Regions from separate parts of the Homo sapiens genome. Here regions 1 and 3 are each linked to region 2. A link is a loop called in an ENCODE intact Hi-C map of the cell type or tissue named here. Cell type or tissue: dorsolateral prefrontal cortex. All regions are shown on one strand.

Evidence for each region. A loop is a pair of places that touch in the nucleus more often than their neighbours do. Peaks named below come from ENCODE experiments on the same cell type or tissue, not always from the same donor. Only the 100,000 strongest peaks of a DNase experiment are listed, where the experiment ranks them.
Region 1: a loop joins it to region 2, with 2.5 times the contacts of the local background. A loop is called at or near these places in 4 of 110 quality-filtered maps.
Region 3: it touches region 2 in a loop (6-fold over the local background); 14 of 110 quality-filtered maps call a loop at or near these places.

What each region holds. Positions count from the first base shown.
Region 1 is chr13:100,820,167-100,825,166 of GRCh38, reverse strand. The region is part of intron 2 of NALCN-AS1 (NALCN antisense RNA 1); the gene reads right to left. Among named protein-coding and RNA genes, the nearest start is that of NALCN-AS1, 110 kb to the right of the region's middle. In dorsolateral prefrontal cortex, no CTCF peak of the experiment used is centred here; no DNase peak of the experiment used is centred here.
Region 2 is chr13:100,719,945-100,724,944 of GRCh38, reverse strand. The region is part of intron 1 of NALCN-AS1 (NALCN antisense RNA 1); the gene reads right to left. Among named protein-coding and RNA genes, the nearest start is that of NALCN-AS1, 14 kb to the right of the region's middle. In dorsolateral prefrontal cortex, CTCF peaks have their summits at 2,641 and 2,843 (motif pointing left); a DNase peak (open chromatin) is centred at 2,864; H3K27ac peaks cover 798 bases.
Region 3 is chr13:100,985,293-100,990,292 of GRCh38, reverse strand. The region is part of intron 2 of NALCN-AS1 (NALCN antisense RNA 1); the gene reads right to left. Among named protein-coding and RNA genes, the nearest start is that of LINC00411, 43 kb to the right of the region's middle. In dorsolateral prefrontal cortex, a CTCF peak has its summit at 2,045; no DNase peak of the experiment used is centred here; H3K4me3 peaks cover 373 bases.

The DNA of each region.
Region 1 (5,000 bases), 100 kb before region 2:
CAGAATAATTATTGAGATTCATTATGATTAAATTGGCTCAGGTTGCACGATCCCCCCTGAACCAGTCCCTGAGAGCAGGGTAGATGGCTTAACCAGGACATCATGTTCCAATCCTGGATCCAGACAGAAAGCACAGCTCTTTCACCAGGATAAGTGTAAATGGATCTTGGGTAGCAAAAACATTGTGCAATTGCTGGACATTACTGTATTTAAAACTTTTCACCAGCTTCATTATAAACTTATGAGTGCATTGTATTCTTAACTATTACTTCATTGTTGGACATTTTAGATTGTTTCTAGTGGCTTATTAATAAAAAGTAGTTGCCCAAACAATAACTTTGCCCTGGAATATTCTTTTTATTTAAGATCGTTTTCCTAAAATATATCTGCAGCAACAGAACTATTGAGTTAAAAGAATAAACCCTTTCAAGTCTCTTAACACACATTGCCAAATTTCTTTCCAGCAAGCATTTTTCACTTTATTTTTCTGCTACCATTCTGTGAGAATTTCCACATCGGTGCACTCTTTCCCAACATGAAGCATATTCGTCTTCCTTCATCTGTGCCAATTTGAGAGGTTCAAAGAAGACCCAGAGGGAGCTTGATAAAATCAACGGATCTGATCATGTGACTTTGCTGTATACAGGATTTCAATGACATCCTGCTGCCTTGAGGACCAAAGTCCAAACTCCCTGGGATGATGCACAAGGCTTTCTAGGATGTCAGCCCCAGTGGTCTCCCCACCTTTGTCTCTGCTGCTTTCCAATCCAGCCCTGGAAAACTGAACAACTTAGAATTCCTCAGACTCTGCATCTGCATTCATATTTCTACGTGTTTGCATACACTCTTTCTTTCTCTCCTTATCATTCTATTTCCAATCCAAGAATTCCCTCAACCTGTACATAACATCTAATTCAGGTCTCCATCACACAGTATTGCATTAACCCTTTGCATGATGACCCTTTCCCATACAAAAATATTTTCTGTGGCGGGGGCCAAAAATATATATTTTTGTGCAAATACTAGGCCCTGGCACAGTGTCTGACACCAAAAAAAAAGACATACAGTAAATAATCGTCAAATGAATCACAAGTGGTGATGGAAAGAGAATGGATATTGACAAAAAAGAGTGAAAAGAAAATTGATAACGTACAAAGAAAATCTGCATTTGTCCTCTGTGATCTTGAAACAATATTGAAGCATTCTGAGCTTCCTTCTTCACAACATTATTTTAAGATCATATTGAGTATATCAAAGTGCTATGTGACTCTCAGATGGTATAATAAATAATACATTTTAAAACATTCTTTAGGGTTTTGAGAAGCCCTGGCTCTGCAATGCTTCAGGAATGTCCCAGTGTTTTATCACCTTCACAAACCTCACACAATCATATGGGGGAGGAAAAAGTGGCAGATGGGAAAATAAAGAGTATTTAGGAGAAATTACAAGCAGACAGCACTCTGGGGGTTCTAGGGTGAGCTCCAGCTTTTCTATATAGAAAGCAAATCTAGAGTTGTAGTAAACAGTGCTGCTGAAAGCCATTAACTCGACGTGTTGTTGGGGTTGAAATGACTAAAAGAGACATTTTACGCTTTCTGGATGAGGGTTGCATAGAAAATGGAACTCTGGAAAAGGGAGTGTAATCAACAATACAGCCAGTGCAGAAAGGCTGTGTACCACCTCACAAAAAATAAACCCAGAGAAGAGGCCAAGAAGGGCAACTAAGTGATCATAGGAACAGACCAACATCTAAGGCCAAAAAAGATTCATTTAAAAAGATAAATTGGCTGAAAGACTCCAAAACATGCCTCTACCTATCCGCAGGCTGCAGCCCTAATTAAGGCAACAGAGCATTATGCGGAAGAATGAATATTCAGAAGAATGAATATGCAGATTATGCATATCAGAGCTGATTGATGGCTTTTTGGCCCTTCAGCTGGCAAACACTGACCCTGGCACCCAAGAGAGGCCATTTTCACAGCTTCTGGAAAGAGAGGCTATTTTCACGGCTTCTGGAAAGAGAGGCTGGGTAAGACAGCTGCTGTCACTTCCCATAAGCCACTCAAGAAGTGTGGCCGCATGCACCTCAATGGGTTCTGATGGGCAGAGGCAGGGCCTGGAGCTTGCGGACATTACCAGGATGTACTGAGGATTAATTAGACCATGTCTCTAAAGTACTTTGAAATCCTTGGAGGGAGGTCTTTTAATTATAGTATTGGCCGGGAGCAAGTGGAAAAATAGATAGGGAAATAATACCAGTTTTGTCTGGGTAGGAAGGAAGAGACACCATTTGGATAATTTTCTTGCCTCAAGTAATGTATCTCTGTTCTTCCTCCTCCCTATTCTAGAACCTAGATATTGCTTGGATGAGACACAGCAACGTTATGTTTCCATTTGCTCATGGAGGGTGCTATAGCTGTTTTTTGTGTTTTTTGTGTTTTTTTTTTTTTTGAGACAGAGTCTTGCTCTGTCGCTCAGGCTGGAGTGCAGTGGCGTGATCTTGGCTCACTACAACCTCCTCCTCCCAGGTTCAAGTTATTATCATGCCTCAGCCTTCCATGTAGCTGAGATTACAGGCATGAGCCACCACATTCAGCTAATTTTTGTATTTTTAGTAGAGACGGGGTTTTACCTTTGTGGCCAGGCTGGTCTCAAACTCCTGGCTCATTTGATCCACCAGCCTTGGCCTCCCAAAGTGCTGGGATAGTTGTTCTTTTTGTTGACATTATTATTCAGATGTATTACTCTTCAATTCATTTTTGAAAATTGCCTTTTAAGAAGTAAAGATGCCTCTTTTCTCTGCCTATTTAAACTTTATGTTAGTTGTATAGAAAGAGCATATTTACCTTAATTCAGTTACAAGATTTGGTTTTAGATGTAATTCGTTTGCTGTTAAATTTATTCCGTATTGAGGAGTAAATACCGGCTAGTAACTGCTTGTCAGAGGCACGTGATGCTATCTAAGTTTCTTGGAAATTAAGTTGTACTTCAAACTTCAAATGAGAAAGCCAGGCAGTGCTTTTTATTTGTGACAACATGAGCTGGTCCAACTCTAAGTTTAAGGAGTTTGTATTGAGACATCCTCCAGAAGAGACTGAAATAATCCGAATTTTGGCTCACACAGCATTGTGCTACATTTAGTCATTTGTATTTAGGAAATAGGAGGTTTGACTTTGTTTCCATTATCATGTCAGGATTAATCATTTAGGATTAATCAGTTCAATTAATGATATTAATTAGGAGGAAGGAATTAGATTATCATCTAGACTTAGGTTCTAATTTTAATAAGTTAAAAAATAATTTGGAGTGATGGGTCCTACCTTGGCACTATGGGCCTTAGAATGCAGAAAGCCGCATCGAGTTTCTCCAGGTTGATATGCTAAAAAGTGAGGGTGAAAAATGACAGGTGCACACTGGACTTGCAGGTTTGCACAGTGCTTGGCACAGATATGCCTCTCATTCCTTGCAACTTGCCGTTAAGGCAGGAATATGAATGTGGGTTGAAAGTGGATGAATGGAAGCTTGGAAAGGGAATAAGAGAAGCCCAGGGCACAGTCACTTCCTGTAGCTCTCCAATTCAAAGGCATCCCGGGTGTAAGCCCACAGTTCAGTGTATGGCTGAGATGAACTACCTGGCGATTAAACTGCAGCCAGCTGCCTTCAGGCATCAAAGGTCTTCCCCTGGGGTATCCAGAGGCCCTGCCTACATGTTAGTAGCCATATACGAAACCATGGGTGTCTACTTAGGAATTATATACCCCCGGAGGCATCCCTAAAGGCAGGTGAGGGCGTCCAGCCAACATTTGCAAGGTCTGCTCAAGTGACTATTTTCCTGACACTCTGCAATGCAACACAGGAATATTTTTATCCTTAATTATAGAAGAAGCAACCTGAGTGAGAGAATTTAGACCATTTGACAGATCAATAAAGAAAAATGAAATCTCCACAGGTCAGGGATTTGGATGCTTTTGCCTTAATTGCTTGAGGATCAATCTTTCTAAGAATCTTCCCAGAGCCCTTGTCAGGCCCTCACCATGGCCCCTCCCACCTGGCCCTCTGGGTCAAGGGCATACAACACTGGATTGGATGATTTCCAACTATGGATCATCTTTTTCATTTGCATTATGATTTCATCTTTGATCCATTGGGCTATTTAGACATGTGGTTTAATTTCTAAATATATAGGGAATTTTTCAATTTAATCTTCTTGCTATTGATTTCTAACCTAATTGCATTGTGGCAAGAGAATGTGGTCTGAATATTACCAGTTCTTTGAAAGTAATTGATAGCTGCCTATGGCCTACTATATGGTCAATTTCAGTAAACATTCCATGTGTGCCTGTGAAGAATGCATATTGGGGCAGAATTTTACATATGTTCAATAAATCAAGCATGGTAATTGTGTTATGCAAATTTTCTTTACCATTTTTCAGTCTGTTTGACATATCAATAACTGACAGAGATGTGTTGGAATCTCCCACACTGGTGGTGGGTTTGTCAGATAGTTCTTCAATTTAGATCTAACAATTTTTGCTTTATATATTTTGAAGATATTTTATTAGGTGCATACACATTTGAAATATTAAATCTTCCCAGTAAATTGAATCTTTATTATTAAAAAGCGATCCTCTCATTCCTCAATAATGCTTCTTGCCTTAATGTCTACTTTTGTTTGATAGTAATATGACTGTCACAACTTTCTTTTTAATTGTATTTGACAGGTATATATTTTTCCATCCTCTTTCAACATTTCTGTTCTTATAAGAAATATTTCTTAGAAATGTCATTTCACTAGATCTCTTTGTGTTTTTCCCCAAAATCTGTTTTTCTGACAATCTCTTTTAAGGTATGTAAATTCAGCTTATTTACTATTTTTGAGATAAATAATATACTGAAATTTGTTTCTATTATCTTATTCTTAAATTTGTATTTGTCTCTCCTTTTCTATGCCCCTTTTATTTCCCCTTCTTAAATTTTAATGCCTCTTTTTTCTTTTTTCT
Region 2 (5,000 bases):
TTTCCCATAGTAATTAACACATTAGCTCTTGGGAGGTCACAACCGTCATTCTGTGCAGAAATGGCTGAAAAAAAGACACAAGAATTGCTTGGGGAACACAGTCATTTATTCAACCTCTGAGGTAGAAGAACCTGCAATTCCAGTTGTATTATAAACAGTCACTCAGAAAGTAGAGATAGCTGTATTTGCAATTTGGCACATTGCATCCCCAGTCAGTCTTAACATGCTTTAGTCGGTTTTCCATCCAGCGGCCACTACAAAAACAAGCCAAACCTTTCGATCTTAAATATTTCAAAGTGACATATTCACAAGAAATAAATGGAAGCTGGTTTTAGGCTTTCAGGTAAAAAACAATATAAACCTTAATGCTCTGTTCTTGGGAAAATTTATTTTTCTGATGGTTTCCCAGCACGGTTTTTGCAAGCAATGTAGAAGAGACATCTCCCATTTTCCAAAATGCTGTATCAAAGAAAGTACATGTTGGCCAAATGAACCCTTCTTCTCCACCTGATGTTTGTTTCACAATGTGATTTCCTGGAAGAGTGTTAGCTAATTTTAAGAGATTTACACCTGGAACAAATAAGCCTAAGAATGAAGAAAGACCAAAAGTGGAGCTGATTGCTTTGCCATCAAGGACAAATGCTGTCTTAGTCTGTGTTGTTATAAAGTAATATCTGAGGCTAAGTAACTTATAAAGAGGTTGGCTCATGGCTCTGCAGGCTGTACAGGAAGCATGGCACCAGCGTCTGCTTCTGGCAAGGGCCTCAGGCTGCTTCCACTTATAATGGAAGGTGAAGGGGAGGCCACATGTGCAGAGATCACAGGGTGAGAGAGGAAGCAAGAGACAGCAGAGGGAGGTGTCAGGCTCATTTTAACAACTGATTCTCATGGGCCTAAAAGGGAACGCTCACTCACCCTTAAAGGAAGGCATTCATTGATTCATAAGGGATCCACCTCCATAACCAGACACATCTCACAAGGCGCCACCTCCAACATTGGGGATCAAACTTCAACATGAGGTTTGATCCAAACATCCAAACTATAGCAAATGCTATTTCCATAAAATGCTACCATTATGATCCTGCCACCCACCAGGATCAGAGCAGTGAGCTAGAGGAAGTTCTAAGCCAGCAAAGAGTTCCACCATCTTGAGTTACTGTCCTCTCCTGCTCTTTTCTGGTGTCTCCCCTCTGGCACTGAGCCTACTGATATCCCTACCCCCCAACTCATGTCACCCTCACCTTCTCCCCCACCATGAAGAACAACCTGGAATTAGGTATGACCTCAGGCCCTGGCCCCAGTCTCCCCACCCCCAGCCTCCAGTCCTATATTCCTCTCCTCTTGCTGCTAGAACAAACAACAACAATCTCAGTGGCTTAAAATAACAGAAAGATATTAGTTCTCAGCTCTGTAGGTCAGAATTCTGAGTGGGCTCAGCTATTTCTCTGCTCTGGGTCTTGCAAGGCCAAAATTAAGGTGTTGGCCTGCGTGGGCTCTTCTCTGGAGACTCTGGGAGAACCTGCTTCTAAGCTTATTGAGGTTATTGGCAGAATTCAGTGTCTCCCAGCTGTAGGACTGAGGTGCCCATTTTCAGGAGCCTCTGTCAGCTGCCTAAGGTCACCTGCATTCCTGGGCACATTACCCCCTCTCTCTTTAAACCAGCACTGGCACGTGGTATCAGCCTCATACTTGAGTATCCTATTGCCCTCTCCTAGGATTCTCTGCTTGAAGGGCTCATGTGACCACATTGGTATCCTCCAACCCCCCATGACCCAGGACAATCTCGCTATCTTCATGCCAACCGACTATTAATAGTAATGTCAATCGCATCTGTAAAATCCCTTTTGCCATGTAATGAAACATATCCACAGGCTCCAGGAATTAGAATGCGGACATCTTTGGGGGGCAATTCTGTCTACTCCGCCTCCCTCCCAGGATTCCCTTGTTGCCAAGCAGATCTGTCATCTCTGGTGCCCGGGCTGGGGCAAGCCCTCTGCACCCAGGTACACCTTATGCTGGAACTAAACCACGGAATCGGCCTCCAGCCTTCGTTCTTTACTGTGAAGCATCGTCCTGCCAGGGGCCCAGGTCTCCTTCCCACCTGAGCACCCATATCTCAGAAGCTGGTTTTTGGCCAGAAGGGAGGCAGTTGGCTTCCTCTCCAGGAGCCTGCCACAGGCTGGTGTTACACTGTAATTGCACAGCGCTCTAGGAACTGACTGCCATCCATCAATAGCCTCCTTCCAAGAGTACTGGCCTCTGCCATGCCCTGCTCCCAGAATCCAGTACCAACAATGGCCAGAATCATCCCCCCTCCTCCATTCTCCCCCGACTGCTGCCACCAAAGAGACTCTCTTTGCCAAAGCCAGCGGCAGGAGAGCAGGAACCATAGGAGGCTATGAAGCTGCAGGCTGCCTCTCTAAGCCACAAATCAAGACCAGTTAGTTTTTCTGTTAGAAATCCTGTAAATATTTCTGATCAAATCACATTTTTGTAATTTGTAGATGTTGGTTATGTGTTCTCCCAAATATTGCTTGTTTAAAAACATTTCTCCCTGAAAAGAAATATGTTCTAGCTCTCTTTTTTCTAAAGCCAGAAATATAAACAGCACCAAGAATTTATATACGAAAGATTTAATATTTCCCAACCTCCTCATCATTTCTACTCAGCTTTCAACTCCTACTCAATGCATTTTCCTAAGGGAGTCTAAGTTCTTACTAATTCACAAACATAGAATACTGACATAAAGAATCGCTGCAAAATCTGTAGTAAGGAAAAGAGAGAGGAAGGGCAAAGAAATCTGCCCACAGAGGTAAAACAACATGCTCCTTAACGCCATCTAGTGGGCGGCCAGATAATTCATCTATCTCCCCTACTTGGTCCTCCAGCCTCCCCACACCATGAGTGTTTCCGTACATACAGCCCACCCTGAAATTATGCATACACACGTGAGATCATTTGTATTAATTTATTCTATGACCCTTTTTTGTTAACTTCATAAGCATCAAGTTCATACATGAATCATAGTTCACAAACTCAGGAAACAGCACATCTCTTTATTTATATAAATTAATTTGATTTCTGATCCCAGTGCTAATAATACCAGGCTGGTAGAAAATCTAACCTCAATGACTTTCAGAGTTTCCGGATGTCTCCCTGAAGCTCTCGCACGGTTATGGAGGTCTGTGTGCACTGCTGCAGGTCTGTGACATGCCCCCTGGACTCGCATCAGTTTGCTAATTGCTGAGACATCCTCTTCCCCCTGCATGGCCCCAGCTGGGCCCCATTGCTGCCATGAGACTCCATCTCCCTAAATGAGCTGGACGGCCTTTGGATTCTTGGATTCTCCCCTGGGTCCGTCAGCATCTCCATGTGCTTCCAGGAAGCCATGACCAAGACTCCCTCTCCTCTAAGACCCTCAGACTTCCTGCTCTTGATTCACGTACCTCTCCCTCCTGCCCCTCTGCGGTATCAGATCTCCAAGCAGGACACCTCATCATTGAAGTGCCTCTCAGGGACCTACAGCCTTATCTCCTCAGTGGGTTTAGAATCAAGTCAGGCAGCCTCAAGCCTTCCTGGGGGCAAAGAATCTCGGGTCTATCTGCTTGAAGGAGGTGGATAAAGGGAGAAAATTGGGCCGAAAGCCCATAAATATCTCAACAGCCTATTTAGCCAATAGCAATGAAAATACATAGCCTTTCTCATGTATTTATGGACAATTATGCTCATGTCCAGCAGAGAAATCCTGAAGTATACGTGAGCCCTGCCAGAGTCAGTGATGCAAGTCTTTCTTAGAACCCTGAGCTGGCGGGAGGCTAACCTTAGCCACCAGCAGCCTTAGCATCGGCGGCCTCAGAGGACTAATTTCTCCCTTTGGAGGTGGGACAACATGTCTCCCTTCTGAAAAACAGTCCACAAGTTATTTTAGCACTAGTGTATCAGAATTTAAAAGGAGGCTCTTTAGGAATGCACCATGGTGTTTTTCAGCAACTTGCTGCAAGGTTGCCTTCCCAGCCTCCTGGGACAGAAGGAATTACTCTTCCCTTTGTTCCCACACAGTATGAAATTTGTAGGTGTTTTTAGCACTTCTTTTATTCTGCCTTCTCTATGTAGAAATAAATGAACACAACCCACACAAGAAAGGCAAAGGCTACTTATTCAGAGCTTGCTCCATCAAGGGAGTTGGCCACCATCACTTTTGTTTGGCAGGGACTCAAAGGCAGGCAGGGGAGTGGGAGAACTTTACAGAGCACACAAGGGATGGCTTCAGGTGTGCCCTGATTGGAGGCTGTTGGCCTGGGGAAGCCCACGGTGGCCAACTAGGAGCATTGAAGCCTATCTGATTGGTTAGGGCCATAGTTGGCTTTCTGTGGTTGGTCTTAAATTGGAAGCAGGCACAAAAATTAGGGAAGGTGTCAGTTATTAATCAAGTCCTGTTCATTTGGGGCCGACTACTAGAAGGGTTATTGTTTGGCTTCTTAGACCAGTTGCTAGAGATAGTAGCCTGACTTCCTGTAAGTCTGGCTTTTAAAGGCAGCAGATGGCTTCCTGGGCTGGTTACTGTATATAATGGGTTGATTTTCTGAGGTAGTTGCTGCAGATTTGGGGTCAGAGTTGTATTTTTATATACGGTCTGGCCACTGTCTATGTGTATATTCAGTCTCTCATCTACTACAGTTGGCTATTTCTACTGAAGGCTGTAAGATCCTTGAGGACAAGAGCCAGATCTTTGTATTTGTATTGCCAATGTACAGGGTCTAAGACAAACATATTTTGAAAATTGAGCTGAATCAATTTCACATACACGTTTGTGGAGGTAAACTGAATACGTTTCATTTTCCCTAGTACAGTCACTAGGCTTGTTTTTCCCTTTAGCACAAAATACTAACAGATAGCACTGTACGGTCTTCCATTTTAAGCAAAGCTTGCCGCCACTGCTAACAATACTGCTAACTCCACTGTATTAGTCCACTCTCACATTACTATAAAGATATACCTGA
Region 3 (5,000 bases), 270 kb before region 2:
ATCTGAATGATGTTATCCAATATCCATTCTTTCTATTCTTACTAATAGAACCCCAAATTTGATCAGGTTTGCTATAAGCCCAGCTAAAAACGTTAACATAGTTCTGCCTATTGAGACATAAGCTGAAGTTTTCTGGAAGGCTTTTGTTGATCTGATCTAGGCGACACTCCTTTTTCTTTCACCCTCCCCTTTCTCTTTGCCTGAAATGCCAACACAGTGAATGGAGCAGCAGCAGTCACAATGTGCCCATGAAGACCAAGCCATGCACTGAAAATGAGAATGTAGGAAGGTGGAAGGAAGCTAATACAAAGGCCAGCAAATCCAGCTTGCCTGTTTTTATACAGCCTACAAAAGGAATAGCTTTTACATGTTTTAATGGTTACAGGAAATTTTTAAAATGTATAATATTTTATGACATAAAAATAACATGAAATTTGTATTTCATTGTCCATAAATAAAGTTTTATTGGTACGCAGTCATTTGTTTACATATGATCTGTGCTGCTTTTGTGCCCTAAAGGCAGAATTTAGTAATTGCAGCAGAGATGGTACAGCCCACAAAGCCTAAAATACTCTCTGACCTTTAACAAAGTTTATCAACTCAGACAGAATAACATCCTTGACAACTCAACTCCAGACTTTTTGTTGTGTGAGAAAAATAAGCTATTGGCTTATATAATCCACTATTTTTCAGCTTTATGTCACTTCCAGCCAAAGGCAGTCTAATTGGTGCACAGCTAAATGAGATTTGATGAACTGGAAGAACCAAGGGCAGCATAATGAGGACACTGTCTAGAGGACATTCTGCAGACGTCAGGACATCTAATTTATTTCCCTATAATTTCCCAGGAAGTTTAAAGCTTTTCTTGGAATAGACTGTGTCTATAAAACCGGAAAGGAGGGAAGAAATGAAAACTTTGAAGAATAAATCTTTATAGGACTCAGCAGACAAATAGGTGCACAAAGCAGAGAAGGTACAGTAAAATAATAATACCTTAGTGTATTAGTTATTTATTGCTGTGGAACAAATACTCCTAAGCAACAACACTTTCATCTCACATATCCTGAAATTCAGGAAGCTGGGCATGGTTTAGGACTTGCATTTACTGAATCACAGTGACAGTAGATTGTAGCCATCTCAAGGCTCAATAGGAGCCACTTCCACACTCACTCACAAGGTTGTTGCCAGAATTCAGTTCTTTGCAAGCTGTTGGGCTGAGACCCTCTGTTCCTTACAGCTATCAGCCAGAAGCTGCCCTCAGCATCTTGCCACGTGGCCTCTCTGTAGGGCAGCTGGCGATGTGGCAGTGGCTTCACCAGAGTGGGCAAGTGAGGATTTGAAAAGGAGTGTGTCCCAGATAGAAGTCACAGTCTTGCACAACATCATCCAGAAATGACATCCCAGCACTTCTGCTGTATTCTGTTCATTAAAAGTGAGTCACATTAAAAGTGAATCCCCACTTGAAGGGAGGAGATTAAGCAAAGGTGTGGGTACCAGGACATAGGGTCATCAGGCACCTGTCAGAATCTCCCTACTACACCCAACAAAGTGTTCAAATTCATGGATTATTTTCACCTGGATTACTTTTGCTGCTAATCTTGGGACCTTTTCTGAAAAGCAAAGGAAGTGGACCCAGGTCCATGACCAAATCTTTCAAATGTCATCCCTGTGTAAAGATTTGTGCCCTAAATAGGAGGTTCCTGCTCCCACCTCGCTCCAACTGACACATAACCATCTCCACCCTCTCTGCTCGTGTCTTGGGAGTCCCTTATGTTAGCCAAACGACAAGAGAACAATTCTAACCCTGCCACCTAGAATCTAGGTATTTTTGGAAAAGTGTTTCCCATAAGTAGTTTACCCTTTATCTTTTGTCTTAAAAGTGTTTGTTGCTTTTGCCACGATGTGAGTTCAGAAATGCAGGCTGGCTTGTTCGTGAGTACCTACCTGCCAGTAAAGGCAAACAAGGCTCCCTTGGCTTAGATCTTCTTGTCCTGTGGTCTTTCCCACTCTCCCTCACTTTCCTCCTTAGCCTTCCTCCTCCAAAAGAGGGCTCCCTCACTTCACATTCTCTTCTCCCAGTGGCAAGTGCTTTCTGAAACAAAGAAGCCCTTGCCTAGCCCTAAGACGGCTCGAGTGGCCACTTCTGACCAAATAGGCTTCAAGTTGGTGCTACAACTAAGCACCGAGGGTCTGTGAATTAGACTCTTTAGCATGTGCAGCGCTGCTTTGATCTTGGCAGACAACAGCCCTCATCTGAATGCCCCCTACCTCTTCTTCTAAGCGGACACTTCAGCCTCCCTTTGCTGAGACAAACCAAAGAGTTAATCAAACTCCTGAAATGAGTCCCAGGGAGTTAGAAACATGGAATCTTGCCCTGTCTATTTTGCAAATTTAAAGACACTGGGCTTCCAAAGAGCTGATACTTGAGGGTCTTTTAAATGCCTAGAATACTAAACGGGCTGGGGGTTTTCTGTCCTTAGGCTAAACCAGCTGAAATAAGAAAGAAATATAAAATACTTTATTTTCACCTTTTGGACAGATCCATTTTTTATTTAAAAAGCAATAAATCAACAGATTCAAATAAAAAATGGTGAGTTCATGTCCTTTGTAGGGACATGGATGAAGCTGGAAACCATCATTCTCAGCAAACTATCGCAAGGACAAAAAACCAAACACCGCATGTTCTCACTCATAGGTGGGAATTGAACAATGAGAACACATGGACACAGGAAGGGGAACATCACATACCAGGGCCTGTTGTGGGGTGGGGGGAGGGGGGAGGGATAGCATTAGGAGATATACCGAATGTTAAATGACGAGTTAATGGGTGCAGCACACCAACATGGCACATGTATACATATGTAACTAACCTGCACGTTGTGCACATGTGCCCTAGAACTTAAAGTATAATTAAAAAAAGGAAAATATGCATAAGTTTATACATATCCAATAATTACACTCAGTTGTTTGCAGAGCTTTTTACTTAATTCATCTTTTTCTTTTCTTTAAATGCAACACAGTGGGAGACTTTTCCTGCCTGGCCATTCAGAAGCAGGTCACAGGGGCAGCCACCAGTAGACCAGCTTGCATGAGGATGCCACTGCCCCTGGGAAAAACAGAAACAGTGAAAAAGATTTTGAGGACTGATGGGATTAAGACTTTCCGCAGGGCAATAATGCAGACACAAGTTTTACCCCCAAATCTCTGAAAGAGGCAACCCAGGAGGGAAGAAGGCATTGCATTTCCTGGCACTCATCCTCAGGTGCGGGTTTATGATCAGCAAGGATTGAGGCTTATTAATATGAAAGTGAAGGAAGCCAGCCAGCTGTCCTCTGTAAGGAAGGAAGGAAAGGGTCTATTTAAAATAAAATCATCATAAAAATGAAGAAACAAATGAAAGACTGAATGTACAAATGCACAGTGCCTGGACCATATAATAAGAATAGAACTATCACCCTAAATCTGTAGCAGCCTGCTTAGGAAACCAAGCCCATTATGTATGACAAACAGCCCAGGAAGACAGCCTGCTAAAGCCAGACTCGCAGGAAGCCAGTCTGCTATCTCTAGTGGTAACCCAGGAAGCTAAACAATAACTTCTGTAACAAAAGACCCAAAATGTTCAGGACTTAATTAATAATTGTATTAGTCAGGATTCTCCAAAGAAACAAGACCAATAAGATGTGTGTTTATACATATATATACACATATATATTACATATATGTATACACATATATAACATATATGTATACACATATATTACATATATTACCTATATATTACACATATATTACATATATATTACACATATATTACATATATATTACATATATATTACCTATATATCACATATATATGTATACATATATATCACATATATATGTATACATATATATCACATATATATGTATACATATATATCACATATATATGTATACATATATATCACATATACATGTATACATATATATTACATATATATTACATATACATGTATGCCTGTACATACATACATATATATGTGGAAATTTATTATGGAAATTGACTCATGCCATTATGCAGATTATGCAGGCTGAGTAGTCCCAAGATATGCCATCTGCAACCTGGGGAACCAGGAAAGCTGGTTGTAGTGGTTGTATAATTCAGTCCAAAGCTGAAGGCCTAAGAACCACGGGAGCCTGCCCCACCTGCCAACTGCTGGAGTAAGTCCTGGAGTCCAAAGGCCTGAGAACCAGAAGCTCTGATGTTTAAGGGCAGGAAAAGATGGATGTCCCAGAAGAGAGAACTTCCTGTGCCCTTTTGTTCTATTTGGGCTGTCAAGGAATCAGATGATGCCCACGTGGGTGAGGGTAATCTTCTTTACTCAGTCATCTCATTCAAATGCTAATCTCTTCCAGAAAAACCCTCACAGACACACCCAGAAATAATTGATTACAAGCTATCTGGGCACCTCTTAGCCCAGTCAAGTTGACATATAAAATTAACCATCACAGTAACTGACAGCCTCCCTAATTTTTGTGACTGCTTCTAATTTAGGACTAACCAGAGAAAGCCAACTATGGCCCCAACCAATCAGACAGGCTTCCGTGCTCCAAATTGGCCACCCTGGGCTTCCCCTGGCCAACAGCTTCCAATAAGGGGCACACGTGAAGCCATCCCTTTTGCCCACTGTAAAGCTCTCTCCCTCCTCTGCCTACCTTTGAGTCTCTGCCAAATGAAAGTGATGGTGGCCAACTCCTTTGCTATGGCAAGCGCTGAATAAATCACCTTTGCTTTTCTCATATGAGTGGCATTCAATTTTTTCTACATGGGCAACCTAAAAGGACTAAAGTATATTTCAGGAGTCTAGTTTTTAAAATCTCCAGGAAGACAACCTCCAGGGTGAGACCTTAGGTAGAAAACAATAACACTCTCACTGTCACTGTAATCCATCCTTTTCTGTGTCCCCCAATCCTGAGTCAGCCTCAGAAGGAAACCGAAATCAATTTAGCTCCATGAGTTC